2 separate regions of the Homo sapiens genome follow, and region 1 is linked to region 2. Evidence: read pairs that join two places in POLR2A ChIA-PET (ENCODE). Cell type or tissue: GM12878. All regions are shown on one strand.

Region 1 (2,500 bases), 510 kb after region 2:
GGAGTATTGCGTTAAGTACAGGAGGAGCAAGTTACTGCAAAGAGAAACGAAAGCCTTGAAAACCAAAGCACTGTTATTTCCGCGTGTATCTTCCAGGGTGAAGCAAGCACATTTCTGTGAATGGGAGCTTTTTTAGACCTATTTGGAGATCTGTAAAATTTAGGTGATTCAACCTACCAACCTTAAATTGAAACCCAAGCCATTACAAGATCAGACTGTAGCGTTCTGAAGGAGTGTGTAAGTGTACGTATGTGGGCTTTGTCATGAAGCAGAATTTGAGAAAAGGGACCACACTGATGTGAGGCTTTACCAAAGCCCCGCGCTATAAGCAATACTCCAACAGTGTTGTGTGTGTTTGTTTTCTTTTAATTGGGAATAGTTATGCATACTCTGTAAGCACAAACTGTAAAAGAGGGAGGTTATACGAATAGACTTCCCTACTGTAAATAAAACACACTGTTGGGATCAAGTAAAACTTGCAACAAATTAAGCCTGACATTTAGGAATAACCATGGTGTAATTGAGCTACATAGAAATCCAACATAAAAGACAAACTTCCTAAGGAGGTGACTCAAGCCACACCTCTGGGGGCAGATAGTGGGAGGTGAGAGGGGACAGGGAAAGTAGCGAAGTCCCTGGAAGTCCTTCAGGAGGCTGAATCAGAGAGGCTTCAGCCAGGGCTCAAAGGCAGGCAGTGTGGATCCAGAATGCCACTCCTTGCTGTGTCGGAGGATTAAACAGAGTCATGTGATGCCTATTCTCAGGCCCAGAGGTGGCTTGGGAGCACCTGCTGGAAGGACAAGGTCGAGATCCTCAAATGTCCCCTTCTCTTGGTCTCCAGGTCATTGAACTTAGAGGAGTCACTGAGGGACAGCCACACTCCTCCTCCTTTAAAAACCACAAGCTGCCTTGCTACCTTCACATCACCTGTAATGCCCTCCAATTATATATTTATTTCATTTTAAAGAAAATATCAGCCAGGCACAGTGGCTCACGCCTGTAATCCCAGCACTTTGGGAGGCCAGGGCAGGCAGATCACTTGAGTTCAGGAGTTCAAGACCAGCCTGGCCAACATGGCGAATCCCTGTCTCTACTAAAACTACAAAAATTAACCGTGCATGGTGGCATGCGCCTGTAATCCCAGCTACCTGAAAGGCTGAGGCCAGAGAATTGCTTGAACCTGGGAGGTGGAAGTTGCAGTGAACCCAGATCAAGCCACTGCACTCCAGCCTGGGCGATACAGCGAGACTCCGTCCCCCTGACCAAAAAAAGAAAAAGAAAATATCTGTAAGAAAGCTGGAGTGCTTTCAATTTCTCACAACTTGATTGGGTTGGTTCTCTGTCTACTTTCCTAGCTGGGACTAATCACTGAAGCACCCAGGGTTATTTACATGAACACCAGCTTCTAGAAAACTCTGCCCCTCCTCCCTTAGGAGGCTCTCAGGTTCCCCTGCTGCATAGACCTGGGGCAGCCACCACATTTCCCATACCCTAGAGAAGAAAGAACAAAGGGCCATTTGCAACACGGGACACTTCAGGAGGGAAATCCAGGGGTGGCCTCAACCACTAAAGTAACATGAGAGCTCGATGCTCCCTAAAGAGCCCAGCAGAGGGGGGCAAGGAGAGTCACGGAAGTGGGTGGGTACCCCGTCCAAAGGCTGGTTCACAGTTTGCCCTGGCCCCTCCATCCTCCCACCAGAAGACAAGAGGATTGCTTTCACTCCTGGGTCATTCCTGCCAGCCCTCCCTACTGTGCCTACCTGGAGGTGGGCAGTGAGAGGGACAGGGTGGGAAAGCCTTGGCCCCAAGAGACTCTGGGCAGGGCCCTGGATGGACCACCCAAGCCATCCTGCTGCAGCAAACAGATGGTGTGGGCCGCCTGGGGACCGTGAAGTGCACTGCTCAGCTCTTATTCCCGAGAGGGATGTCTGTGTTCACAGGGCCTTATTCTACACACACCCAGCCTAGCAGCAGCTGGAGTCTACTAGGTGGCAAAAAAGTTAGCCATAAGAGTTTGGGGTCATTCATTCATTCACATCTTCAACATTTTTTTTTTTTTGAGACAGGATCTCACTCTGTCTCCCAGGCTGGAAGGCAGTGGCACAATCTCGGCTCACTGCAGCTGTGACCTCCTGGGCTCAAGCAATCCTCCCACCTCAGCCTCATTTTTTTTTTCTTTTTTTTTGAGATGGAGTCTCACTCTTGTTGCCCAGGCTGGAGTGCAGTGGTGCAATCTCGGCTCACTGCAAGCTCTGCCTCCCGGGTTCACGCCATTCTCCTGCCTCAGCCTCCCTAGTAGCTGGGACTACAGGCGCCCGCCACCACGTCTGGCTAATTTTTTGTATTTTTAGTAGAGACAGGGTTTCACCATGTTAGCCAGGATGGTCTCGATCTCCTGACCTCATGATCTGCCCGCCTCAGCCTCCCAAAGTGCTGGGATTACAGGCGTGAGCCACTGCACTCAGCCCCACCTCAGCCTCTTGAGTAGCTGGGATTACAG
Region 2 (2,500 bases):
TTTTTACTGAACCATTGTACTCTTTTGACATTAGCTAAATTCTACCTGCTAGTCACAGGGTCAGCATTGGTGAGTGGCTGGTCCCCCATGATGCCATGGGCATGGTACACCTGCCACCGAAAAAGAAATCTTTGCCATCTCTAAGGGCTTTCCCAACCCCGGCTGTAAAGAACATCTGATTTTCAGCATAATGTAAATCCCAGCTTTGCCTGCCAGTAAATTCATGTACATCATGTTAACATCAGGTTTATATTAAACATTTACATTAAGAATTGGAGTGGAAGATTAAATTGTTTGCATGCATTGCCGTCACAGAAGGAATGGCCTCATCATCCTCCCTGCCCATGGTGCTGAGTGCCAGCAGACTAATGATCAGACAGTTACCCATCAGAAAGGCAGGTGAGACACTGATGCACAATCCTTGTCAAAGCTGGGCAGCCTCTGTCCACTCTGCCTGTGCCCTTGGCAATTATCAGCAAGCTATGAGCTATACTACCATCCCCTGCCAAGTGAGGTTTAATTTATGACACCAAGGATAATGATTCACTCCAACGCAATACTCAGAATTACTGTCTTTTCCTCTGAATTAGAATTCTTCTACCTACAAAATGACGTGCTTTTTAGTATTTTGATTCAAATCAGTCATGATCATGCTGGATGTTGTAGGGTTGAAAACATTTGGTTGTGCAACTTGAATATTCTGCAAGAGATTAAGCTGGGGATAGACTAAAGGTGGTTCTAAGTCCAGTCTCTAAGGAGCACTGCTGTCCTTTCTCTCTGAAATTCAGATCCAGAGAGAAAGAGAAGACTCTAAGAGGAACTCAGGTCTGCAGGTTTTCCTGGGCCAGTTCTCCCTGCCATGAATATGAAGAGTTGCCCAGGACACTCTAACTAGCAAATAGTCTGCAGAACAAATGTTTTTGTGGGGGAGAAAAAACCAACAACCATGGACGCCAAGTCAAGTGGCTAGAGAAGAGTGATGTTGTTAAAGTGTATGATTCATTAAGTCTTGTCTGCGTGTCAGATGTTCAGCATTTGGTGCTATTGCCTCCAATTTAAATCATTTTTTAAAGAAGTGCCGAAAAAGGTGCTGAAAGGCACCTCACTCTGTTCCCGCACTTGAAAAACACTGTCTGCCTGTGCACTGTGGTAAAACTTTGCATTTTGGCTAGACACCCTGTGTGGAGCTGTGCTGAAGCTGGAGGGTTTCTTTTTTTTTTTTTCTTTTTTTTTTTTTTAAGTTTGTACAGTCACCCAAAGGCAGGAAGAGAAAACAGTGTTTCCCCAAGCCAAAGATCCCTCCTGATGGCATCTGTGAAATAGAGAGAGAAAGTGCTGCTATAGTGAGCCTTCCCCTGCAGTGAGAAACCCTACCACAAGTTTCCATGTAGTGACTGCCTGCACGTAAGAGCTGCCTCCCAGTGCTTTTCTGCTGGGAGTCCTTCTCTCCTAGAATTCTTTTCAGAACCCCTGGAATGTCAAGAGCTGCTGATCGTGGTTTATCATCACCAGTTACAAGTAAGGCTAGCATTGATATCTCACCTTGGATTGTTGTCAGTACCCAATGACCTCACGGAGACTCAATGTGTTGGTTCCTCGACACCCCCTAAATGCTTCTAGGGGTGTAGCTGCCGCTTCCTCCTCACACAAAAAGGGGTGACGCATGTCTCAAGGATGAATCTTGCGAACATGATGCTAAATGAAATAAGTCACGAAAGGAGAAATAGTATATGATTCCACTTATATGAGATACTGAGAGTAGACAAATCTATAGAGATAGAAACTAGAGTGGTGGCTGCCAGGGGCTGAGGGAAGAGAGATAGGTAATTAGTGTTTAGTGAGTACAGAATTTCAGTTTTATAAGATGAAAAGCATTCTGGAGATGAATAGTCGTGATGGTTGCACAACAATGTAAATGTACTTAATTCCATTAAATTCTACACTTAAAAATTGTTAAGATGATAAATTTATGGTGTGTATATTGTACCACAGTTAAAAAAAAAAGATGGTGCAGGTCAGAAAGCGGTCAGGAAAGTCCCAGTTAAGACTCCAAGGACTTCCCCAGGTTAGTGTGACTTGGCATTCATGAATAAAATGTGGCTTTCTGGGTATTAATCTGAGATCTGGGCCTCCATATTCTCAAGCACTGTATGACAGGCATGTTATGAATTTCATCAGAACTGCAATTCCTGCTGATAGAAACTTCCCCGGCTCCTCAGGCGCTTGCTGACCCAGGCCTTTAGCAGTAGCTATAAGATGCTTAAGATTTACCTAAAAATGAAGGTGATGGTGTTTCCTCCAATTCAAAGAGAATACAGCAGGTGGTAGGCTAGGGCTGAAGCTTGGTTGGGGAGAGTAGTGTATTAGTCCATTCTCACACTGCTATGAAGCAATACCCGAGACTGGGTAATTTATAAAGGAAAGAAGTTTAATTGACTTGCAGTTCTGCAGGGCTGGGGAGGCCTCAGGAAACTTACAATCTGGCAGAAGGGGAAGCAAA

The links. ChIA-PET counts read pairs that join two places held together with the same protein. Peaks named below come from ENCODE experiments on the same cell type or tissue, not always from the same donor. Only the 100,000 strongest peaks of a DNase experiment are listed, where the experiment ranks them.
Region 1: POLR2A ChIA-PET joins it to region 2 with 12 read pairs; 1 of 35 experiments calls an interaction of 5 or more read pairs at or near these places.

The regions. Positions count from the first base shown.
Region 1 is chr17:72,511,350-72,513,849 of GRCh38, forward strand. The region is part of intron 1 of LINC00673 (long intergenic non-protein coding RNA 673); the gene reads right to left. Among named protein-coding and RNA genes, the nearest start is that of LINC00673, 80 kb to the right of the region's middle. In GM12878, no CTCF peak of the experiment used is centred here; a DNase peak (open chromatin) is centred at 1,410; H3K27ac peaks cover 563 bases.
Region 2 is chr17:72,003,643-72,006,142 of GRCh38, forward strand. No RefSeq gene overlaps it. Among named protein-coding and RNA genes, the nearest start is that of ROCR, 21 kb to the right of the region's middle. RefSeq lists enhancers at 924-1,003, 1,404-1,743, 1,934-2,083 and a silencer at 1,214-1,283. In GM12878, a CTCF peak has its summit at 2,309; DNase peaks (open chromatin) are centred at 1,329, 1,789 and 2,159; H3K4me3 peaks cover 1,218 bases; H3K27ac peaks cover 2,273 bases.